2 separate regions of the Homo sapiens genome follow, and region 1 is linked to region 2. The links are chromatin contacts, found by Hi-C or POLR2A ChIA-PET in ENCODE. All regions are on one chromosome and are shown on one strand. Each heading gives the region's core, a stretch centred on a gene start or an enhancer-like site at or near the end of the contact. The rest is flanking DNA. Distances are from core to core; before and after follow the strand shown. Region 1 has its middle 12 kb from the start of RPS24. Region 2 overlaps POLR3A (RNA polymerase III subunit A).

Region 1 (3,618 bases), core at 891-3,390, 62 kb before region 2:
CGGCCCCCACCTCCCCCAATAGAAACCGCAAGCTGCCTGGCTGGGCAGCTACAAAAGGGGGAATGCTGTTTGCACAGGATCTGCAGAGACCTCGCAGCACGGATGGGTAGACATCACCATGCACATATGAACAGCAGAAAGCCCTCCAGGTTCAGCTTCCCTACGAGGGCCGAATCCTATAAACAAGATTACCACCCCCATTAGACCTTCTCTGAGAAGAAAGAGTGACCTCTCCAGTTGATCTGGCATCAAGCTTTTTTCATGCTTCCACAAGGGTAGCGGTCTTGACAACAAAGCAGACCGCTTCCACGTCTGTGCCCACAGTGCCCCCTTGTGGGAGTCTGCATAGTGCATCACACGTCTTTATTTCACCAAGTGAAAAGGCAGGGATGGGGCAGTCTACAGCACTGTCCTACCGGGTCTCCACAGCTGTCCCCCTCTGGAATATCCTCCCCTTCCCTAAGCTCAGTGGTTCTCAAACTTTAGCATGCATCTGAATCACCTGGAGAGCTTATCAAAACACAGGTTCTGGCTGGACGCGGTGGCTCACACCTATAATCCCAGCACTTTTGGAGGCCGAGGCCAGCGGATCACCTGACGTCAGGAGTTCAAGACCAGCCAGACCAACATGGTGAAATCCCATCTCTACTAAAAAGTACAAAAAAAAAAAAAATTAGCCAGGCGTGGTGGCAGGCACCAGTAGTCCCAGCTACTCAGGAAGCTGAGGTGGAGAATCGCACCCAGGAGGCGGAGGTTGCAGTGAAGCAAGATCACGCCACTGCACTCCAGCCTGGGCAACTCAAAAAAAAAAACAGGTTACCTGGCCCCACCCACAGCTTCTGATTCAGTAATTCTAGGGTGGAGCCCAAGAAATTGAATTTCTAGCAAGTTCCCTGGTGACACTGCTGCTGCTGTCCAGGACCACACCTGGAGAATCGCTGCCTCAGCTAATCACCTCCACCCATTTAAGGCTCAGGACCATTTCTAGCTCCTTGGCAAGATGTTCCACAAATGCCCCCAGGCTTATCATAGGATGCCATAGTTGTGTAACTTTAACCAAGTTCCTTAACCTCTTTGAGCCTCAATTTCCTCATCTATAAAATGGGGGTAATAGTACTTCCCTCCGAGTGCAGGTAAATGAGGCCAGGTGCAGTGGATCATGCCTGTAATCCCAGCACTTTGGGAGGCTGAGGCAGGTGGGTCACCTGAGGTCTGGAGTTCAAGACCAGCCTGGCCAACATGGAGAAACCCTGTCTCTACTATACAAAAATTAGCCAGGTGTGGTGGTACACACCTGTAATCCCAGCTACTATGGAGGCTGAGGCAGGAGAATCACTTGAACCCAGAAGGTGGAGGTTGCAGTGAGCTGAGATTGCGCCACTGGTGCAATCCAGAGCTCCAGCCTGGGTGACAGAGCGAGACTCATTCTCAAAAAAAAAAAAAAAAAAAGGTAAATGAGATAATTTGTGCAAGACTTAGCTCAGTACCTGGCACATGGTAAACAATAAATGTTAGCTATTCTGTGGTCATTAATTAGCAATAGTATTACTGTTCATCTGCCAGCTTCTTGAGGGCAGAGACAGTATTCCCATTAGAGACAGAATTCTCAGAGGCAGAACGGATCTTAGAGAAACTTCAGTCCAGCTTCCCAAGCCTGAGCTCACCTGGGAAGCTTCAGTCCAGTTTCCTGAAGCAGCCTCACCTGGGAAGCTATTAAAACATCAGGTGCTTGGGCGCTACCCAGATCTACTAACTCTGAAAACTGGGGCAAGAGGCTGGGCATTTGTTGTTTTTGAGACAGAGCCTCGCTCTGTCACCCAGGCTGGAGTGCAGTGGCATGGTCTCGGCTCACTGCAACCTCCGCCTCCTGGGTTCAAGCAATTCTCGTGCCTCCACCTCCTGAGTAATTGAGATTACAGGCACGCACCACCACGCCCAGCTAATTTTTGTATTTTTAGTAGAGATGTTTCACCATGTTGGCCAGGCTGGTCTCGAACTCCTGACGTCAAGTGATCCACCCGCCTCAGCCTCCCAAAGTGCCGGGATTACAGGTATAAGCCACCACACCCAGCCAGCATTTGTATTTTTAACAAGCCCCCAGCCTGGCCAACATGGTGAAACCCCATCTCTACTAAAAATACAAAAAATTACCCAAGCATGGTGGCAGGCGCCTGTAGTTCCAGCTACTCAGAAGACTGAGGCAGGAGAATCGCTTGAACTCAGGAGGCAGAGGTTGCAGTGAGCCAAAACAGTGCCACTGCACCCCAGCCTGGGTGACAAAGCAACACTCCATCTCACAAAAAGAAAAAAAGAAAGCCCCCACCTGCCAGGTTTCGGAATTACTCATCTAGCCCGGATAGCAGACAGACACAGGGAGGGAAATAGAAGCCCAGAAAAGGGAAGTCTTTTGCCCATCCATGGCCCCAGCTGATTGTAAGCTGAGTGGAGATCAGGAACTGTGACTCCTGATTCCTGATCTGGTCCCTTTTTCCGAGTTATTAATACTTGGGGCCAGGCGCGGTGCCTCACGACGGTAATCCCAGCACTTTGGGAGGCGGGGTGGGCAGATCACCTGAGGTCAGGAGTTCAAGACCAGCCTGACCAACATGGAAAAACTCCGTCTCTACTACAAAATACAAAATTAGCCAGGTATGGTGGCACATGCCTGTAATCCCAGCTACTCGGGAAGCTGAGGCAGAGAATTGCTTGAACCCAGGAGGCGGAGGTTGCAGTGAGCTGAGGTCGTGCCATTGCACTCCAGCCGGGGCAACAAGAGTGAAACTCCATCTCAAAAAAATACGATAAATACTTGGATGCCATCTCATCGACCCATAACCTTCTACATAAATTCCCTCTCCAATATGCATGATGAGCAGCCAGAGCGTTGCCAAAGTATTTCCTGTGTGGAGGAACTCGGCATGTGAAAAGAACACACAATCCACTGCAGAACATCTAATTCTCCAACGTTTTATTTTCTTTAACCAAAACACTGAACAAGTGAAATCCTTAGCTTGGCATACAAGATCCTCCCTGATTTATTCTCCGCTGACCTCTCCAGCTTCGTTTCTTACCAGGACCTCACCTGTACCCTCTCATCCAGACTGTGGGCACTGGGAGGCAGGTCTCATTTCTGCCTCCCCTCAACATCTGGCATGCGGGAAGTTCAAGGGTGAGTGGATGGGGAAGGACAGTTGGATTAATGTATGGAGGTGTGTTCACAAAGCTCTAAAACCCAGGAGAGCCTCTCTGCCAGCACAAATGAGTCAGGTGTCATACTTCTGTGCTCTAGCAGCCAACCTGAAGACTATTTTTGAAATGGAGTATCTCCCACCAGAAATGCATTGTGCAAAACTCTGCTCAAAGGCATCAGTCATGTAGGGCCTTCCATCTTGTTGATTCAAGAGAATGCCTACCTACCCACTCTGCTCCCACCTCCCCAGTGTCATCCTCTCTTCCCCTTGCAGAATGACTGGTCTCACCTTGTCCCACACTGCCTGCTCCCATCTCCCTGCTTTCTTTCCTATTTTTCATGGCCTCAAATGAGAACTTTCTCCTGTGCATCCAAATCAGATCATGTCTCTTGCCACTGCTGGTGTTACAGTAATCCTCCCTTATCCA
Region 2 (3,764 bases), core at 1-2,500:
TCCTTCTTGTTCCACACATGCCTGTCCTGTTTCCTGAGAAACAATGATCCCCGTGTCACATGCATATGTGTGATATCCTCATAGGACTGTGTCTTAAACTCTGGGTGGCATGCTTGCTGTGTTAATCCTATTTTGGTTTTTAAAAAAGCCACTCAAGAAAAAGTCTAAACTGGATACAGTCAAAATAGAAGCAATGGTTTTGTTATGGCCACAAGTAACATGAAGAGAGAAAATGTTTAAAATGACTGGAAAAATTGGAGCAATGTGTCAGTGGAGATTTCATCCTTTTGATGTCATTATTCCAGCCTAACTAGGCCTGACTGAAATGTCTGCCACTTGCCCTGTGGTCATATTCTGTGAGCCCCTGGTGATTTCATGATGGGATTTCTAGTTGATCTAAGGCTAGAAGAAATAGAAATGTATTACAATGCCTTCGATGACAAAAATAATGATTTTTACCTATGACCTATATTTAACAAAATGATAATACGTAGCATTGAATGAAAGATAGTCGGCTGGGCGCAATGGCTCACGCCTGTAATCCCAGCACTTTGGGAGGCTGAGGCGGGCAGATCACGAGGTCAGGAGATCAAGACATCCTGGCTAACATGGTGAAACCCCGTCTCTACTAAAAATACAAAAAATTAGCTGGGCGTGGTGGCGAGCGCCTGTAGTCCCAGCTACTCCAGAGGCTGAGGCAGGAGAATGGCATGAACCTGGGAGGCAGAGCTTGCTCAGTAAACTGGGGTTGCTAGTAACATTATGATTCTAAATAGCACTTGGGTTTAACAAAGCAGTAGTCCTCAAACAGCCTCCTCCCTTGTGCTAGTGCCATTTTTCCTTTGCTTCTCAACAGCACTCCAATTATCACAGCACAGCTAGACAAGGATGACGACGCGGATTATGCTCGCCTCGTGAAAGGGAGAATTGAGAAAACCCTCTTGGGAGAGGTAAGAAGAAATCCCTATTGATAACAAGAAAACTAGCTCAGCAATGTTGCAAGGAAGTGTAAAAATCAGCTGCCATCTATTGACCAGCCTGTGGCGTCCACACTACTCAAGCTCTTCAAAAAAGCAAGCAGTCGTGTGCTCTTAGGAAAGGGGAAAGCGGCTGATTAACAGTCTGATCTTTTGACACTCCAGATTTCCGAGTATATTGAAGAAGTGTTTCTTCCTGATGACTGCTTTATTCTCGTCAAGCTCTCCCTGGAACGGATTAGGCTTCTGAGACTGGAAGTGAGTCACATAATTAAATGTAGAGAGGAAGTCATCCTGTTAGTCCCAAGATAGGTACTGATAAACTAGGGCAAGAGCTAAGCAAGACAGAGGAAGCATTGCAGAACCTTCTGTGTGGTTTCTGGTTTTTGTGATTCTGTTGTCCCCTCACATTTTCTTTCTAAACCTGACCTTGATACAAATATACCCATCTAAAGACACACAGAAAATTAGTTGAAATTTTGTGCAGACCGCAATACCAGTTCACTGTGACACGGTATTATGATAAGTGGTCTTGTTGTCCCTCTTCCCAGTGTCTGGAAGGACCCTAGGGCTGGCTGTGTCTTACTCATCTGTGGATCCCCAGCGCCCAGCATGGCAGCTAGCCTAGGAAGTTCAGTAAATGTGTTTAGATGGGGAGATTAACCTGGCTTCTTAAACTGGCATGCATGGGTAATAGGCAACAGTTGAAAGATGATCAGCCTTTCTCACAAACAGACCAACTTGGGGTACAAACTGAGTAACTTCCCGACACCCTCTTCTTTCTCTCGGGTAGTTAAAGCTGTACTAGCCCTTAAAACACATTCTGTCAGCTCGTTCTCTCACGCATCAAGTTCATATGTTACCCATATAACAGTTGACTCAAATGCAGCAACCTGCTCTCCAGTTTGGGGATTTCTCTAGCCTGTCTCTTGCTGCCTGCCTTGTGGCTCCTTTGCAGAAGAGATGAGTTGTATCCAGGAACGTAGCACATGAACCATTGTGAAAGTGTCAGGTAAAGGGGAGGCCCCACGGAAGCTTTTAATTAGCCTGGCCTCCAACCTCCAGCCTCCCTAGAGCTTCCCACAGAGGCTGCGTGTGTTGCCATGAACTGAGCATGAATTTTCAAGGGCAAATATTTTGTCGTGGGTGAAAAAAACTACTCTTTTTATGAATAAAGCATAGATATATATACACATATAGTACATAAAACATATGTAGCATATTTATGGTATTAATTTCATGGTGCGGGTGGGGGGTGCTTAGAACAAACCTGACTAAAAGGACTTCTTAGAGGGGCAACAATGAAATAAACGAAGAACAACACTGGAATCAGTAACACCTACACCTGGCCATGTTGCAGGTGAACGCTGAGACAGTGAGATATTCCATCTGCACATCCAAGCTCCGTGTGAAGCCCGGTGATGTGGCTGTTCATGGTGAGGCTGTGGTGTGTGTCACCCCCAGAGAGAACAGCAAGAGCTCCATGTACTACGTGCTGCAGTTCCTGAAAGAGGATCTCCCCAAGGTGAAACAGAAGTCGCTTCTCATGGAGACCCAGCATCTCCCTGTGGTGTGACACCCAGGGCTGGGACCTAAGGGCTTTGTCACTTAGTCCGATTTCTTAATTTCTTCTTGGCCTTATCCCCAAGGAGTTAGTCTGTTAGATTCCTCTCTGTTCTATCAAAAAACTGATGTTAGGATGAGGTGCAGTCCCCTGAACAACTTCTGTTCTCCCTTATCCCTAAAACTAGCTCTAGTGTGTTAACAGATGACCACTGCTGAAAGCTGGGGTGATCAAGGTGATCAGCCCAGGGCATGGCTCACCCCGTCCTCACAGCTTTCTCTGTCTCTGAATCCAGGTGGTGGTGCAGGGCATTCCAGAGGTGTCCAGAGCTGTCATCCACATTGACGAGCAGAGTGGAAAGGAGAAGTACAAGCTTCTGGTGGAAGGTGATAACCTGCGGGCAGTCATGGCCACACACGGTGTGAAGGGCACCCGAACCACCTCCAATAACACCTATGAGGTACCACTCAGCCCACGGGGTCGCCTTAGGGTTAGGCTGTCTTCCTTGTGCCATCTGCAGGCCTTCCACTGATTCCCAGTATACTTCTTTTTTTTTTTTTTTTTTTTTTTTTTTTGAGATGGAGTCTTGCTCTGTTGCCCAGGCTGGAGTGCAGTGGCGTGATCTCTGCTCACTGCAAGCTCTGCCTCCCGGGTTCACGCCATTCTCCTGCCTCAGCCTCCCGAGTAGCTGGGACTACAGGCACCCACCACCACGCCCGGCTAATTTTTTTTTTTTTTTTTTTTTGTATTTTTAGTAGAAATGGGGTTTCACCATGTTAGCCAGGATGGTCTCGATCTCCTGACCTCATGATCCGCCCGCCTCGGCCTCCCAAAGTGCTGGGATTACAGGCATGAGCCACTGTGCCCGGCCTCCCAGCATACTTCTCTGACCATCCCATTTGCCGTGGGTCTGCAACTGAAAATTGCCCAGCAATCCATTTCTGGAAAACGGCACAGGGTTTGCTTTGAAACTGCAGGGCAGAGGAGAAAGTGGAGAGAATTTGCAGTGGCCTCCCGGAAGGGGCTGCTTCTGCTCATTACTGGCTCTCTGTAGGTGGAGAAAACTCTGGGCATCGAGGCCGCCCGGACAACGATCATCAATGAAATCCAGTACACCATGGTGAACCACGGCATGAGCATCGACAGGAGGCACGTGATGCTGCTCTCCGACCTCATGACCTACAAGGTATGTGGGCAGGAGGCCCCCGGGCTGCCTGGGCATC

The links. Hi-C counts contacts between places; a loop is a spot of excess contacts on that map. ChIA-PET counts read pairs that join two places held with the same protein, here RNA polymerase II (POLR2A). Pooled maps may share reads with other maps.
Region 1: POLR2A ChIA-PET joins it to region 2 with 10 read pairs in A673. The contact joins two enhancer-like sites. A Hi-C loop is called at or near these places in 2 of 168 maps with a recorded cell type or tissue (PC-3 and cardiac septum) and 1 of 50 pooled maps. POLR2A ChIA-PET finds 5 or more read pairs at or near these places in 5 of 52 experiments (A673, K562, PC-3 and 2 more).

What each region holds. Positions count from the first base shown.
Region 1 is chr10:78,044,178-78,047,795 of GRCh38, reverse strand. It overlaps a transcript of RPS24 not described here. Among named protein-coding and RNA genes, the nearest start is that of RPS24, 12 kb to the right of the region's middle. RefSeq lists an enhancer at 167-226. Within about 2 kb of position 2,140, at least 2 of the 41 ENCODE cell types and tissues checked have a DNase peak (open chromatin) inside an H3K27ac peak, as active enhancers do.
Region 2 is chr10:77,981,391-77,985,154 of GRCh38, reverse strand. It overlaps POLR3A (RNA polymerase III subunit A), which reads left to right. Exons shown (of 31, transcript NM_007055.4): 25 at 857-950; 26 at 1,143-1,235; 27 at 2,338-2,502; 28 at 2,837-3,001; 29 at 3,596-3,727. Among named protein-coding and RNA genes, the nearest start is that of POLR3A, 46 kb to the left of the region's middle. RefSeq lists an enhancer at 1-1,101. Within about 2 kb of position 1,250, at least 3 of the 41 ENCODE cell types and tissues checked have a DNase peak (open chromatin) inside an H3K27ac peak, as active enhancers do.